Regions from separate parts of the Mus musculus genome. Here regions 2 and 3 are each linked to region 1. The links are chromatin loops, found by intact Hi-C in ENCODE. Cell type or tissue: left cerebral cortex. All regions are shown on one strand.

Region 1 (2,500 bases):
CCTGGTAAGATCTGACCCCTAGTGCAGGTGGCTGGGCAGTTAAAAAGAACCTAGGTTTGATTCCTAGTACCCACATGGTGGCTCACAACCACTTCTAACTTCAGTTCCAGGGGATCCAATGCCCTCCTCTGGCCCCAGTGGGCACTGCATTAACAGGGTACAGAGACATATCTGTTGGTAAAAAAAAAAAAAAAAAAATCTGTATTGTGCCTGGCTCCTGCCTTCCTTCAGCTTCAAATCTTAGCTGTAGACATGCCACTCACTACCCGTAGGCTTGCTTTCTTTTCTGTAATATGTCAGTTTGGTTTCCTCTGAAGTGCCTGGCCACCCTTCCCGAAGTGCAGTCAGTGTTCACTGTCTCCCTGCCTCGAGACCGACCTATGTGTAACTTCCTCAGGCAAGCCTCAGGAACCCGACTAATGTTACATTTACCACGATCAGAGTACTCATTGGAACTGTCTTATGAGTCTATTTGTTCCTCGTGTCCTGAATAAGAATCCAAAGGCAAAAGGAGAAAGACCTCATCTAATTCACTGCGATTTCCCTGGAAACTAACCTAGTTCTATGCATGCACATGGCCGTGCTTGGTAAGGTAACCTAAACCTGAGTGGGGCGAGAAGGTCTACTACTCACACAAGGGACCTGTGTGGGAGACTCAGTTTCACAGTGACGGAAGGCAGTGAGGCTTAGCTGGAGGTGTCTGGGGATAGGCTGGGCTCGCAGACACATTAACGATGGTAAGGAAGAAACAACCCCGCCTTACAATTTGACTCTTTAGTGGCATCTGGACCTCAGGGCCGCTTCACTGACTACTACACTGTGCAGACAAGGAAGGAAACTGCGCAGAAGGCGTCGCACTCCGCAGCTAACTGCAAGATGGGTACCTCGCGCACGTGCAGCCTGGCAGCGGCCGACGCATGCGCAGATCCCCCACCCTTGCCGCCCATCGCTTCGACGTGCCCACCCTCCTCCCCTCCGGTCACCTGGGTGTTCTCTCCCTCCCGGAAGGCCTGCGCTACCCGCTGCCGCAGGTAAGCGCCCAAGTCCCGGCCCCGTTTGGTCTCGTCCACTGGCCATTCCTCACAGAGCTTAAGGAAACGCCGGTAGCGGAGAGCGGCCATCTTGGGCCCCGCTTGCCCCGCCCCTGGGGGGGAGTAGTCAAGACCGCAGAGGGCGCGTGCGCACTAAGGCGCACTGGCCTTCCCCGTGGACATGCGCAGTTCTACCAACGGCCCACACCCCTCCAGGCAGCGGCGCTGCTCACCTTTGAGAGCGAGGTCTGAGCTCTTCAGCTTCTTGGTTCTGGTACTCGCCCAGCTCCCAGGGGCAAAGCTAACGCGGTGTACCCTGGGGAAAGCTTTGCTCTTCGTTTTCAATGACTTCACAAGCTCGAGACTGAAAAAGCTTCCCCCGAGACCTCTGCTGTTTTGCATAAACGAAACATTTGCATGTAAATACAGGTTGTTATTGGATGGATATGTGTTTGATCTTAACGTCCGTCGTGTACACATACACACACACACACACACACACCGTCCGTCGTGTACACACACACACACACACACACACACACACACACACACACACACACACACACACAGCTGCCCCACTCACACTCATCACCCTGTACTTATCTCTACCACATGGACCTCTGATAGAGTTCTTTAGCTACATCTCCAGCCTCCCGGTCACATTGCTCACCACATGGAGCGGTTTCTTATGAAGAACCAAAAACATTGTTGCAGCCTGGAAATCTTTAAAACAATTTTTTTATAGTGTGTTTTCTTTATTCTAATATGTATGAGTGTTTACCTGCACCATGTACATGTGTCAGTTCTGGGGACCGAACCTGATTCTCTGTAAGAGCAATAAATGCTCTTAATAACTAATTTCTCTAGCTCTAAGAATGAGTGTTTTTATTATGGCAAAATTTAACATAATATATATATCACATGGGTATCATATGTGTGTGTGTGTGTGTGTGTGTGTGTGTGTGATTTTTCTTTTGAGAAAGAAGGTTTCTCTGTGCAGCCCCAGGTGTCCTGGAACTCACTCTGTAAATTAGTGCTCAATGAATGAATGAATGAACAAAGCCACATTCCAAACTAGGTCTGTCAGACCCTAATGTCTCTCAACATTCACAACCTAGGGAGCAATTCCTGGGGTGGGGGTGGGGCAGCTCACGGGACTGTCTGTCTGGCCAGCCCTTGCAGTGTAGCCGGTAGAGGAAGGGAGACCACAGAAGGAGGCAGTGGGCACGAACTTTCCCTGGCACCCTGGCACCTTTCTCAACCTCTTACCACACTTGTACCTCAGGTGGAAGGGAGAACCATTTGCTGCCATCAAGTTACTCCCCCTACAGCCCAAGACAGGGCAAGGGGTCTCGCCACCCCTGACTCCCAAGTTGGCTGTGGCCAGGCGAGTGCTCTTTAAAGCCATACCTGGGTGGGCCCTTGTGGCTTCCAGCCCACCCGGGGCCCTCAATGCCTGGAAGTAGGGA
Region 2 (2,500 bases), 56 kb after region 1:
GGCAGAGGCAGGCAGATTTCTGAGTTCGAGGCCATCCTGGTCTACAGAGTGAGTTCCAGGTTCCAGGACAGCCAGGGCTATACAGAGAAACTGTCTCGAGGAAAAAAAAAAAAAAAAAAAGCAAGCCCGCTGGCACGGCTGAGCATAGCTGATGAGCTCCCAAAGTGTAGCCTGCGAGCTGCTCTGAGCGCTGGCTCTCAGGCCGAGAATTGCTTCCCGTTGAGCTGGCTTCTGCTCTCCTTCCCAGGCACAGCCATAGGTTAGTTTTCCCACTTCAGACAAAACCTGCCAAGGGAAAACTTTCCACGGAGACAGAAGAGGGACACACAGGCTGGTTTCTTCCTGAGTTGTGCACTGGGCCCCGCTACAGCTCACCAAGCAGGTGTGTGTGGCAGGAGTCTGACAAGCCCGTGTCCACACAGATGGGGCCAAGTGTGGACAGGAAGGAGGCCAGGACTGGCTATGACCACAGTACATAGCTAGGTTACCTTGTTTCTGGGCCACTAGCCTTTCGGACTAAGAGGTGAATGCCTATAGCTTGTTTTGCAGCTTTCTGAAAGCACCCCAACTCTGTCACAGCCCATCACCAATGCTGGGCCCAGAGACAGGAAGCTGCCTCCTTCAAGGGCTTACCAGCTCCGTGCAGCTTCCCTCAGAAGCCCTGGGAGCCTTGGGACCAGGGGCTCAGTGCTGAGTCCACATGGCTACCCTGCAACTCAAGTGGCTGTAAGCAGCTTACCTAACTCCCAGGGCCAGGGCAGCCTGGCCCTGTCCAGCCCTCCGCTGTAGGGAGACAGAGGAAGCACCACAAATAAAACCACATCCGTTCTCAATAAATATTTTATTTTTCCAACAGTTCCACCCCCAATACAAAAGCCATTGTCTTCTGGCTGGGGCCTGCTCAGTCCCGGTCCTGCTGACCACCCAGACACACGGCAATGAGCATACTGCTACACGGAGACCGAAATGAGCATACTGCTACATGGAGACCACACTTTATTAAGAAACAGAGACCAGCAATAGGTCCAAAAGGGGGTGTCTTGTGTCTTCTGGAGGCAGCTGCACGTCACCTCCAGGGGCTGTCCTCCTGCTGCTGTAGGTGAGACCCGCCTGAAGAGTTGCTCGAAAGCCTCCCTCTCAGCTAATGAGGCCCCCCACTGGGTGTATTTAGAGCAGGTCCTCCATAGCCGAGGGCTAATGGCCCACACTACTCCATGTGGCCTGCAGAGGGCAGTGTGCAGCCACGATGCTGCACCCTACCTGTGTGGCTAAGCAGCCAGGAAGCCTGTGCACAGTAAGTAGGTGAGGAGGCTGAGCTCCACCCTGGCTCAGGTGGCACTGCTGACCTGTGAGCAGCTCTGAGGCACAGGCAGCTGTGGCTGGACTCCCCACGCCTTCCAGACCCCAGCCACCTCTGCTTGGTCCCCTCCAGCTGCTCCTACCTTCTATAACATCGTCCCCTTCTGGACAGAGGCCCATGCAGGAGTGGGCTGGGTTCCTCCCCTCCCCTTAAGCTCCCTGGAAGCGAAAAGGCACATGGACCAAGCTTTGCCCCACCACCCAACCCACCTTCCAAGCGAGGGGCTTCAGGATCACCGTGCTGTCTAGCTGTGTGCAGGACCTCCAGGGTTCCAACCACTGCCCATCTTTTTATCCAGGGAGAACAAGCCACTCTCCCCTGTCAGTCAGTAATACTGACATAGAGGAAGGGCTCCCCTGTTCTCCCGGCTACCCTAAGTAAGCCCACATGTTCCAGACCTGAGACCCGGAGGGCAATCAAGGCAGGTGTGAATGAGCACCAAAGGTCTGTGTCCTTGCCCCAGCTGGGTGGCTGGGTCAGGCTGGCGGTAACAGGCCCTGCCCTATCGCTCTGAATCAGAGAAAGAGGAAGGCTTAGTCCATCTCCACACCAGCATGTCCTCCCCGGCCACTCGGTGGGACTCAGTCTGGATCCGAGATTCATTGGAAGCCAGGAATTCCACAGCACGGTCCCATACTCGCTTCATGCGCCGCCTGAAAGGAGAAGGTAGCGCTCAGCTGGGTCAGGCTGAACCACTCCATTCCCACAGAGGGGCGGGCATTCCTAAGCTCTACCACACTTGGATAAGCCAGCAGTGGACATGTTGATAGGGCAAAGTGAGGCACTGGGGATTTCCTCACCTCCTGTGCGCCACAAGCCTTGGTACAGAGCTAAGGGGCTGGCGGTGATGGGTACCCAGGACCACGTGGGGACTGTGCTTAGCTCAGATGCACCCCTTGTAGCATAGAGGACATGCGGGTGTGAAGATGAACCAAGATGGGAAAGCCACCCCCAACACGGTCCTGAAATCTTTTTTGTTGGGAAGGGGACCCACAAAACAGTGATTGGCTCCGGCTGACTCCTAAAGATGTGTCTCTGCTCACAGGCATCACTTGTCCCTGTCCTCACAATGCTGGGAATTTGGATGCTCTGATTACCCAACATGCTACAGACACAGAGCTCGGAGGATGGGGTGCCAGC
Region 3 (2,500 bases), 200 kb before region 1:
TAGCTCCTGTCTCATTTCTTTGGGCTGGGCAAGCTCTCTACCACTAAATAAAAATCCCACCACTCATGTATCCTTTGATCTGTACCTAGTAGTCTATGTCTCCAATTTTCTTCTGTGGTGATTTTTTTTTTCCTCAGGAGCCCTAGTTTTCCTTCTTTCTTTCTTTTTAATATTTATTTATTTATTATATGTAAGTACACTGTAGCTGTCTTCAGACACACCAGAAGAGGGAGTCAGATCTCATTACAAATGGTTGTGAGCCACCATGTGGTTGCTGGGATTTGAACTCAGGACCTTCGGAAGAGCAGTTGAGTGCTCTTACTTGTTGAGCCATCTCACCAGCCCCTCTTTCTTTTTTTTAAAGATTTATTTATTTCCTGTATGTAAGTGTACTGTCACTGACACACCAGAAGAGGGCATCAGATCTCATTACAAATGGTTGTGAACCACCATGTGGTTGCTGGGAATTGAACTTGGGACCTCTGGAAGAGCAGTCAGTGCTCTTAACTGCTGAGCCATCTCTCCAGCCCCAGGAGCTCTAGTTTTCAAAGGAGTTTAATGTCTTGACAGGAGTGCTTTGGTGTGTCTAGTCCAGGGTGTTGCTGAAAATGGAGACCTCTCTGCTACTGTAGTTTTTGTGTAGGTGTCTCAGTTAGCTTTCTAATAATGTGATAAAACTCCATGATCAAAAACAAGGTGAAATAGAAAGAACTAGTCCATGTCCAGGGATGTCAGATCAGTAACTTCTTTAGGCCATAATGGAGTGCTGTTTACTGCTCGCTCCTCTTGGCTTCCTCAGCCGGTTTTCTTACCTCATTGGGGAACCACCTTTTCAGGGGTGGCACTGGCCCACACTAGGGTTGGGTCCTCCAACATCAATCATTGATTAAGAAAAGGCTTGCTCACAGGCCAATCTGATGGGATATTTTCTCAATTGAGGTCCCCTCTTCTCAAATGAGGAGTAGCCGGTGTCATGTTGACATAAAAACTAGCCAGCACTATAAAGCTTCGTCTTTTCAGTCCGGTCTCTTCCAGGCTTAGTGGACATAGCATCACCATCCCTCCAGGGGGCAGGCTGGACCTGCTTCCATAACAGAGACTTCAGAGATTCAGATGTGGGCCCAGCACGGGGCAGAGTGGGAAGGCTTCTCATCTGTAACCCTTGACCTTGTGTGACCCTGTTTATCTGTCCACAGGTGAACCAGTGTGTCATTGGTACTGCTCAGGCTAATAAGAAGTGAAGTCGGATCCAGAGCCCTTGCAAGCCAGTGCGCATGCGTCTCTGTTTTAGTGTGTATTTATTCGGTGGGGGTGGGTGGGAGTTGAGACATGATATTACTGGGTATTTATTATGTAATAAAGAATAATCTTTTGTATGTTAATCCTTTTCTTAATCTTAGATTTTAAAAAATTGTGTGCAGTTGTTTTGCCTGAGTGTATATGCATGCACCATGTGCATGTCTCCTGCTCCAGTGAGTTCAGAACAGGGCTTCAGGTCCTTCAAGAACTGGGATTATGGAATACATGTGGGTCCTCTGCAAAATCAGTCAGTGCTCTTAACCGCCCAGCCATCTTCCCAGCCCGGCCCTTGTTACAGCTCTAAACGGTTTTATTAACTTAACGGTTTTAGCTGCCAAAGGAAGGTATTGTAAATAAATACTGTAAGCACGTAGAAATGTCCATTGTGATGTGTTTGCAGAGTGAGGCTATGGGCTTTCACTTGGTGGGGCACACTTTGCCGTCCTGATGCCTCTTCTCTACCCTTCGGCACTGGGCCCTCTTAACAATTTCTTAGGACTGCCAGGCCCCAGCCCCAGCCCAGAACAGGAATGCTCTTGTCTGGTGTGACTGCCAGTGCACTCCACAATCTCTTTCTTTCCCTGCCCACCGGTTCGAACCATGGTTCCGTGCCGCCTAGTGCCTATTGGCTGGTGTGGGCACGTCACTAACTCAGTACTAGTTCCAAATAGCCCCTTGTCCTTTCCCTCCCAGGAGGAGCAAACCTACACCAGTGCTCTCGCGGCCGGAGGAGTGGCCGTGTGCCCAGGTGCGGCGCACAGGCGGGGTTACGCGTGCGCAGAAGGGCGGGGCGACAGGCAGCGTGAATGGGGAGGGCGGTGCCGCGTGCGGAGGCGGAGCTTGGAGTGGCCACGGGGGCGGGGCAGCTAACGGATGTGGCATGGGGCGGGGCCCGGCCCTGACCTGCAGGCTAGCTGCCAAGAAGGTTATTTCCTGCTGACCCAGAGCAAGCCTCCCATCCGAAAAAGGGGCTGCAGGGATTTCCTCGACCTCCGCGACCGGCCGCGCCCCCAACAGCGCAGCGCCCTCCGGGCCCGCTGGAGGTGAGGGAGGTGCTGCCTGCCCGTCCCTCTGTCGTCTCCTCCCCCTGGTGCTCCCCACCCTCCACTCTCCTCCCTCCTTCTGTCGACTCCTCCTGCCGCTGCTGCTGCTTTGGCTGCTGCGTCATACGCCCCAGAGCCGCCAGGACGGAGGGGCTGGG

What was found. A loop is a pair of places that touch in the nucleus more often than their neighbours do. Peaks named below come from ENCODE experiments on the same cell type or tissue, not always from the same donor. Only the 100,000 strongest peaks of a DNase experiment are listed, where the experiment ranks them.
Region 2: it touches region 1 in a loop (2.1-fold over the local background); 12 of 42 quality-filtered maps call a loop at or near these places.
Region 3: a loop joins it to region 1, with 3 times the contacts of the local background. A loop is called at or near these places in 4 of 42 quality-filtered maps.

What each region holds. Positions count from the first base shown.
Region 1 is chr17:27,132,757-27,135,256 of GRCm38, forward strand. Uqcc2 (ubiquinol-cytochrome c reductase complex assembly factor 2) reads right to left here and starts at 1,135. Exons shown (of 4, transcript NM_026063.2): 1 at 984-1,135. The coding sequence starts at 1,121. In left cerebral cortex, CTCF peaks have their summits at 127 (motif pointing left) and 1,243; DNase peaks (open chromatin) are centred at 927 and 1,204; H3K4me3 peaks cover 1,236 bases; H3K27ac peaks cover 1,511 bases.
Region 2 is chr17:27,188,778-27,191,277 of GRCm38, forward strand. It overlaps Lemd2 (LEM domain containing 2), which reads right to left. Exons shown (of 9, transcript NM_146075.2): 9 at 823-2,013. The coding sequence ends at 1,863. Among named protein-coding and RNA genes, the nearest start is that of Lemd2, 14 kb to the right of the region's middle. In left cerebral cortex, a CTCF peak has its summit at 1,206 (motif pointing right); a DNase peak (open chromatin) is centred at 1,225.
Region 3 is chr17:26,930,908-26,933,407 of GRCm38, forward strand. Kifc5b (kinesin family member C5B) reads left to right here. Exons shown (of 11, transcript NM_053173.2): 11 at 1,197-1,672. The coding sequence ends at 1,241. Phf1 (PHD finger protein 1) reads left to right here and starts at 2,220. Exons shown (of 15, transcript NM_009343.3): 1 at 2,220-2,500. In left cerebral cortex, CTCF peaks have their summits at 412 (motif pointing right) and 1,058 (motif pointing right); DNase peaks (open chromatin) are centred at 1,072, 2,120 and 2,378; H3K4me3 peaks cover 823 bases; H3K27ac peaks cover 908 bases.